Regions from separate parts of the Mus musculus genome. Here region 2 is linked to region 1. The links are chromatin contacts, found by Hi-C or POLR2A ChIA-PET in ENCODE. All regions are on one chromosome and are shown on one strand. The core of a region is the stretch at or near the end of the contact, and the rest is flanking DNA. Distances in the headings are between cores, read along the strand shown.

Region 1 (4,377 bases), core at 818-3,317:
GATTTCAAAACAGCAATGTGACTTTTACTCCCAGAGTTGGGGACAGCACAATTGGTGATGTCTGAGCCTGTATCTAGGGACTAAGGGCACAAGAACAAACAGAATTTAAAGTTCACATTGAAAAACAGTGAATAAGCCAAGATTTGAAAACAATTATATAATAATAAATAAAAGGTCACCAAATTCACTGTTCTTGCAGGTCACTTGAGTTACTGAAAACTAACTCTCTCTCTCCCCCTCCCCCTCCCCCTCCCCCTCCCCTCCCCCTTCCCCTCTCCAGAGGCAATGTGGAAAAGGTTACTAGGATGACCTTCTGTGGGTAACCTGGAGGGTGGGCGTGCCTGAAACCCTGTACTTGAACTCAGCAGCCCAGCGGGAGACTGTTTCAAAAGTGCCTGGAGTGGCGAAAGAGCCTGGGAGCTAGGCAGAAAGTGAACGAAGTTATTTCAAGCATTCCAAAAACAGCAGCTTATGAAACCATTTTGGTTTCACAAATGTTTCATTCTTGTGCTCACTCGTGTCCTCATGTTCCCCAACACCCATTCTGGAAAAGGAAAGGGAGGGTGCTGTTGGTCTAGTGTTTGCCTAGCGTGCAAGAAGCCCTAGGTCTGACCCCCAGCATTGCCTATAAACTGATGTGCCTAAATGTGGTGGCATTGCACTGTCACCCCAGCACCCTGAAGCCCGAGGAAAGAGGATCAGAGAGGTTCGAGGTCACCCGCAGCTACATAGATCACCTTGGGAGAGTCTCAAAATAAAATAAAATAAAAAAAAAAAAATGAAGAGCGAAGAGTGGGTAGAAAGGCGGGAAAAGGTTGGAAGGCCTGGCTGGACTCCCAGGAGTTCTGGCTGACTGCACAAACCCTCAGGCCTCATGGTACACACCTGCCGTGACAGGTAGACCCACAGCTCTTTAAGAGCCACCCACCCACCCTCGTACCTCTCTCCCCAAGAACGCCTTAATGACCCCCGCACATCTGGGCTAACGACTCAGAAAGTCAACTCTTCAGGCATCTCAGAGCCGTGCAGATCCCCGGGTCTGACTTTCCCCAGATGTCGTGCCTCAGTTTAAAGATAACCCAGGTGAATCTAGAGCTTTAGGAAGCCTGAGTCTGAGGATTACTGACTTCAACAGGGCTTCACTTACTCTCCGAGTCGCTGAAGCCGCTGCTGTCGCTGACGCTGGCGCTGCTGCGCCGCTTCATGCGCTCTAGGTGCTCCTCATAGTGGAAGTGGCGCTCGTGGAAGGGCGACGCGAAGTCGGCCAGCACCGCGTCGAACTCGCACAGCACGTCGGTCAGGTCTGCAGCGGCCGCGGAGTCCATGGCCGGGGCTAGGGGAGGGAGGGCACAGAGGGCATCTGGAGGGGCGGCCAGCGTTCCCTAGAACTCCACTCTGCCTTTGCCAGTGACAGCCACGCAGTCAGTTACTCCGTAACCTCCCAACCACCCTCTAAAGCGCCTGTCACCAGACACGGAGGAGAAGAAGCCTCCGTGGGTTGAGCTGAAAGTCTGGAAGTCACCTAGCCCACCCCACGCGCTTTCCTACTGTTGCCCACGCTCGCTCCCTGGAGCGCGTGGCGGCGGGAAGTCTGAGTCAGCAGGCACCCGTTACGTGTCAGACTCCGGTTCCTTGTCCCGCGTGGAAAACCAAACTAAACCTGCATCGGACGAGCGATCCGGAGACGGGATGCCAGGGTGATGGAGGACAGAAGGGTGGGCAGTGGAAGAAGACCTTAGCGACCTCTGTTCTCTCGCCCCTACTTGCAGGCTCCAGCTCTCAGGGGCCCCGGAGCTGAGAGTGTAGCTTAGCGTGGACGCAGTCCCTGGCTTCGATCCCGGGGCGCAGAGGTGGAGAAGACACCTCCAAATAGGCACTCACCTGCGGCCGCGACCGCCGCGGGACTGCTCTGCGCTGAGGGCGGCTTCATGGAGAAGTTGCTCAGTGACACGCGTAGCAGAGATGCTGCGAGGTGTTGGCCCTGGTGGCTGCCGCCTGCACTGCAGTCTGCTCCGGTGCCTCTGCCTTGCTCCTTGCCGAGCCTGAGCGCTAGCTACTCGCCTGAGCCGCGCCACCCGCCGGCTACTCCGTCTTATAGCCACCGGCAGGGGCGGGGCGGGGCGGGGCTGCTGAGTAAGTCCCAGACGACCTAGGGGACGCCCCTGTCCCTCCACCCCCTACTCCCGGCACCGCCCTAGCCACGCGCTGGCCTCTGAAGAACCGCAGTGACGGGTGTCGCCGGAGTCCAGGATACCGCCCCAAATATTTACCCGCCGCTTTCTCTACCACCCTGACAACCCGACCCAAGGAAGTGTCTTTGCGGGCATCAGAGTTCTCCAAGAGTTTACCCTGTTTCCCGCCTTCTGGCTGAGCCTCCTTGAGCCTCATCTATGAAATGGAACTGCACATGCAGAAAGCCTCCTTGTTTGCTGCAAAAATAAAGGAGCCAAGGGCCTCAGTAGCCTCTGCAAAGAACCAGTCCTCCATCTGACTTTTCTCAAGGAATTTATAAGGTTGTGCGTGGACAGAGTGGACAGCTGAGGGCAGTGGGTTGAGGTGAATGCAGTCTTCAATTGAGATGATCTTTGAGCGCAGAGTACCACATGGACAGATGCATTCTGGTATAGGGTCCGTATGATTGAGCGTCCATCCTTAGCACAGCCCAGTAGAATTCCTGCCTCAGGTGACCAACAGCCCTTTGCCCCAGGTAGTTATTAAACGTAAAATAAGAGGCCTGCTGGTGGCCTGCGCCTATAGTCCCAGCCCTAAGGAGGATGGTAGAAGGGGGTCTAGGCAAGAGAGTGGAGATTTGAGGACTACTGCATGAAAAGAAAAGAAAAAAAACCCTACATAGTACAATCCTGTCTGTAAAGAGTTTACTGTGCACGCATGAAGATCCAAGTTCAAGCCCCAAAATCCACATTAAAAAATCCAAACTAGATGGACACCACTTATAATCCCAGCCCTGAGAGGCAAAGGCTGGCAAATCCCTGGGACTCCCCAGCCAATCCCAAAGTGAGAACTCCAAGTCAATGAAAAGCTGTATCTTAAAAATGGAGGTGGGCAGTGCCCAGGGAATCGATCACATTTGCGGTTGACCTCTGATCTTGTCCGGCACAACATACGCCTTGTGTGCATATATGCACATGCTACACACACACATACCACACACACACCACACACACACATACACACACACACACACACACACACACACACACACACACACACCACTAAATTAATGTAAAGTAAGGGGCTAGCTGGGGCCTGGGAATATGATTTAGCAATAAAGTGCTTGCCTAGCATGGGTGAGCCCTGAGTCTGAAGGCTCATCCTCAGACCTGCAAAAGAAAATAAATAAATAAATGTAAAACAATCAAAATTGAATAAAGTGAAAGTTTTCAGTCCAGACACCAGACACTTTCTTAACTACACCAGACACTTCCTTAGCTATACTAGACACTTTCAAGTGATCAACGGCCATCATCACAGAATCTTTGGATGGTGTTATGTGAGGACATCTTTCCCCAGTGACTCCAGCCTTCCTAGGTGTCAGAATGTGGCATGCACCAGGTCACTCCTGACAGCCACCCCTGAATAATATAATCATTGCCAGTGGTCGGCAGGTGTGAAAACTGGAATAGAGCAGCTAAGGGGCTTGCCTACCCCTTAGTGGTTTAATAGAAGGCAGGCCTGTCTCTTTTCAGCACCACTTTGAAGTTAGCCACACCCTGCCTCCCTAGGGTGAAGAAGAACTAAGCAGTCAAGGGTGGCACTGAGCCCCAGAGCAGATAAGCCAACAGCAGCAACCAATCTGGGAGGAGCAGCCAAAAAAAAAAAAAAAAAAAAAAAAGATGCCAATTACCTGTTCAGTTAGTGCGTGGAACACAATTCATTTGTCCACAGTTCACCTGGTGTGAAATTGGGTTGCCCCCAGCCCATCCTTACACACATCTCAGTGCAAAGGCCTCACTCAGTGCTGCACATGTGTTGATTTCTTCCCTAGAACCAGGTAAAGGTTTAAACCCTTGTTCTCCAGAGCCTTCTGGCTGGGCTCCATATCCTAGGGCCTTTTATGCCCCCCCCCCCCACCTGACAGTGGTGACAGAGATAGTCAATGACCTCAGTGTTCAGGTGCAACCCGTCCCTCAGGAGGCACGGGGAGCTGTATCCTTCATCTCCTCACTGAGACTTACCTAACTTCCAGGTTTCAAAAGCTCATTCAGTCATTCAGTCTCTGGCTGCAATGGCCTCAAGAAAAAGACTTGATGTCTCCTTTAATTTCCAACAGGAAAGTCAGGACTTCTAGTGCTGTAAAGACCCGATCTTTATTTTAACCGGTCTCTCCCGTAGATATGCTTTGCTATCATATAATAA
Region 2 (4,377 bases), core at 619-3,118, 89 kb after region 1:
AATCAATCAACGCCAGTCCTTAGGAAGTTAGATGAGGCAAAAGGCTGCCATGAGTTCTAGGCTAGCCTAGATTATACAACCTACTGTGGGCTGGAGTGAAACTCTGAAACTCCTCAAAGTAAGCAAAATAAAATAGGAAATAGGGCCAAGGAAATGGGTCAGTTAGGAAAGATGCTTGCACCAAGCCTGATTACCTGAGTTTGACTATGGGAGGAGACAACTGACTCCTGGAAGGTGTCCTCTAATCTCTGCACAAACGCCATGGTGTGCACACATGCACATAAATAAATGTAGTAAAAAAATTTTTTAAAGGTCCAGCTTTGACTATTGAGGTTCACTTGATAATTAACAAAGACAGTGGGCTATAAGCAGAAGAAACTACTGAGGAAGAGTACAAGTGTTCTTTAACTAATCCTGATCTTTGTCAGCTACCAAAGGAGTGAACACTTCTGACATTTATTTGCCACACACGCTTCTCTACTAACTGTACCAAACTGAGATTTGAAACATTATCATCCCAAGGCTAGATGTGGTATCCAGAACTGTAATCCCATCACCCTCCAGGCAAAAGCAGATGAGTTCAAGGTTATTTTTGGCCAACCTGAAATATATGGCCATCTCAAAAAAAAAAAAAAAAAAAGAAAGAAAGAAAAAGAAAAAAAAAGAAAAAAAAAAAAGAAAAAAAGTAGTCCCCTAGTCCACTTGTATCATTGTTAACATTCTCAATGCTACATGTCAAGCTTCTGTTGGCTTGAGCCAGTACTAAGTGTAACATTTTGTCAGGTGATGGCAACAAAGTATTAAGATCAGTGTTTCCTTACTCAACAGCTAACGCTATTCAGCCACGTGCTCTCAATACAAATTCACCCTGAAATCTAAAAGCTTGCCCAGCAAGTAGCACATTCTCAAATTAAAAGGGCAGCTTAGAACATACCGCTATTAACTCATTTTCTTTTCTAAATCTTTAAGAGCCCCGCAACATACAGAGAAGAAGCGTGTCACCTCTCTCCTCCCTGAAAGGATATAACCTGGTCAAGGTGCCAAGGTGGCAGATATGCTGGCACACTCCCCAGAGAAAACTTCTTGTCTGGGCACAGTGGCAAATGCCTTGAATCCCAGCACTCGAGAGGCAAAAAAAAAAAAAGCAGCTCTAAAATCTAGGCTAGCTTTGTCTGCATAGAGAGATCCAGGCCAGCCAGGGCTACAGAGTGAGCATGTCTTAAGTAAACTTTAAAAACGTAAAACCGAACCTCGTTTAGCTGGGCATGGGTCTAACATGACCAAGGCAACTTGTTATTAATCATCATTATTACTATTCTTATTCAGGCTTCAAAGCCACGTAAAGGGTCTCAAGCACAAAGCCCTTCTCCGCAGCTTTCATCACGAGGACGAGTTAGAAGCAAGTTTCTGGCAAATCACTTCCAAAACCGGGCCCGCACAAACATGCAAACTCTCCCGCACAGAGGCATGGGCTCCCGAGGATCGCGGGCTCCATGTTCCCGTACCCCGCAAGCAGCGGTGCTTGGCCCAGCCTGGACCCGAAGCAGCTCGGACTACTCCGAGGGGAGGACTGCAGGGACCCGCTGAGCCCGGCGCCGGGGTTCCGGCGACTCGGCCGGGGAACTTTCTGGAAAGCTCCCGCAGTGGGGAGCTCCAGAGTCAGGGAGGGAGCGCCGCGGGGGAACGGAAGGAGAAGCGGCCGGAGGAGAGCCCGGCTCGGTGGGAAAGAAAGCGCGCAGGGGTCGGGCGGGCCACCGCTCACCAGCACGCGCTTGAAGAGGGCGCTCTCCTTGGCGGGCAGCTGCACGCAGGGCATCGTGGCGGCGATGGGGAGGCCTGCTCGAGCGACCAGCCAGGACCCGGGCCGCGGGTTACCTCGGCGGGATGCCACGGGAAGCGGAACACAGCGCACTCCAGTGGGCGGCCCGGGAGGGAAGCCCGCGCGCGCCAAGATGGCGACCAGGGCTCGCCCCGCCCCCCCGCGGGGTGCGCATGCGCAGTCTCGCGGCCAAGAGAAAGACTAGACTCTTCTCACCCGGGAGGTCTCCGGGTCGGTGCAGGGCTGTGGCTCCTGTCACGTCTTAAGCGCCTAGTCATTTACTCGCCCTAATCTCTGGACTGTTCGTCTCACGCTGGTTATTAGGCTTCTGTCCTAGATGATGTAAAACTGTTTTCCGAGTTAACTTTTATTCTTTTGTGCAGTGGAAACCCTGCTTAATACCACGAACACTCTTGGTTTAGAATCCATTTGTCCTTCCTTTTCTTGCTGTTTTTAAAAGGACTCTTAAAAAGAAGCCTTAAACCGGGCGGTGGTGGCGCACGCCTTTAATCGCCTTTAATCCCAGCACTAGTTCTGAGTTCGAGGCCAGCCTGGTCTACAGAGTGAGTTCCAGGACAGTCAGGGCTATACAGAGAAACCCTGTTTCGAAAAACAAAAAACAACAACAAAAAAAGAAGCCTTATCTTTTCATTGCATATGAAAGTAGTGATCAGACCTTGAAATGATGGAACTGGCGAGACAGCCCCTTTAGGCAAAGGATAGGAAGGAGAAAAAAAAAAAAAAGTCTCAGCCGCGAGGGAACCCAACATTTTCAGTAATAATTGCAGAATTTTTACAGATCTACTGATCCTCGAGTCTACTGCCTCTTTCACCACATAGACTACCCAATAATGGGAAAAACAGGATACAATCCTAGAATGTTTCAGGGATGACTTCTCCAAAAAAATGAAACATACTAACAACACGCAAGAACATACAGATAGACATCTGTGACAAGAAGGATCACATACCAGATGTTGGTGTAGTATTAAAAGGTGTGTGTAAACATATGTATATAAACATATAAATTCTGAATCCTAATTTCTGCACGTGCCTGTAGTAATAGTACTGGAAAATCAAGGGCAAGAGGATTACAAGTTCAAAGCCAGGCTAGGCTATGTAGTGAGAGCCTTTTTTTTTTTTTTTTTTTTAAGGGGACGGAAGAAGCTACAGGAATCGGGAAATGGCACATCCTATAAAGTTCATTCTCCAGAACCCTTTTGCTTGTTTTGTTTTTCAGAGACAGGGTTTCTCTGTGTACCCTTCGCTGTCCTGGAACTCACTCTGTAGACCAGGCTAACCTCAAACTCAGAAATCTGCCTACCTCTGCCTCCCTAAAGCTGGGATCAAAGGCGTGCGCCACCACTGTCTAACATGGAAGGTGACTCAAGATAGGGTTGCCCGTGTCAATCACTTGCCAGAGATAACTATAGGTAATAATTCTACATAAGACACCACATTGACAGATGCAATGTTTGCTTTCAGGTGAACTTCATCCTATGCCCCCCACTCCGTCCCCTATGTTTGAGAGGGTTTGATCTTCTTTTGTTTTGTTTTGTTTTGTTTTGTCTTGAGAGAGGGTTTCTCTGTCTAGCCTTGGCTGTCCTGAAAATTGCTCTGTAGACCAGGCTGGACCCAAACTTTTAGAGATCTGCCTGCCTCTGCCTCCCAAGTGCTGGGATTAAAGGCATGTGCCACGGATGCTTGGCCTGAAACAACATTTTTGTTTCTTGAGTTTTTTTTTTGTTCATTTGTTTGGGTTGTTTGTTTGTTTGTTTGTTTGTTTGTTTTTAAAGAAGAAAAAGAAGCCAGCAGTGCTGAAGAGTAGACTCAGTCAAATATTCTAGCTCTTCCAGAGTTCCCAGCACTTGACAACCCCCTCTATACCCAGAGGACCTAATGATTACTCCTAGCCTCTGTGCATTCTCTCTCTCTCTCCTCTCTCCTCTCTCTCTCTCTCTCTCTCTCTCTCTCTCTCTCTCCCCACACACACTACAATTAAAAATAAAATAAATCTTTTTTAAAAAGAAAAAAAAAATACATGGTGGCACACACTTGTAGTTTCAGTCTGGAAAGTTGAGAACAAATCCTCCAGGCTATCTGGTGAGCTCTGTCCTAGTAAAAGACCCTGTCTCAAAAACCAAGGTGGACAGCTCCTGACTTATTTACACTTAAGGTTGCTCTCTGACCTCCACACACATGTACACACAGGTACACCCACTTGTACACATGTACATATATACGCATACCTTAGTTGTCTAGGCTATGGTGGGGTAAAACAGGAGAGCAAGAATTCAAAACAAAACAAAATAAAAAACCTCCACAGGGCTGGAGAGATGGCTCAGTGGTTAAAAGCACTGGCTCCTCTTCCAGGGGACCTGAGTTCAAATTCCAGCAACCACATGGTGGCTCATAAATGTCTGTAATGAGCCGGGCGTGGTGACACATGCCTTTAATCCCAGCACTTGGGAGGCAGAGGCAGGCGAATTTCTGAGTTCGAGGCCAGCCTGGTCTACAAAGTGAGTTCCAGGACAGCCAGAGCTATACAGAGAAACCCT

What was found. Hi-C counts contacts between places; a loop is a spot of excess contacts on that map. ChIA-PET counts read pairs that join two places held with the same protein, here RNA polymerase II (POLR2A).
Region 2: a loop to region 1 is called in a map of v-Abl transformed pro-B cells, with 2.3 times the contacts of the local background. The contact joins the promoter of Naa16 here to the promoter of Rgcc in region 1. A Hi-C loop is called at or near these places in 2 of 37 maps with a recorded cell type or tissue (both v-Abl transformed pro-B cells). POLR2A ChIA-PET finds 5 or more read pairs at or near these places in 1 of 5 experiments (embryonic stem cell).

Annotation. Positions count from the first base shown.
Region 1 is chr14:79,299,568-79,303,944 of GRCm38, forward strand. It overlaps Rgcc (regulator of cell cycle), which reads right to left and starts at 2,068. Exons shown (of 5, transcript NM_025427.2): 1 at 1,882-2,068; 2 at 1,148-1,333. The coding sequence starts at 1,930.
Region 2 is chr14:79,388,800-79,393,176 of GRCm38, forward strand. It overlaps Naa16 (N(alpha)-acetyltransferase 16, NatA auxiliary subunit), which reads right to left and starts at 1,869. Exons shown (of 20, transcript NM_025832.2): 1 at 1,763-1,869. The coding sequence starts at 1,816.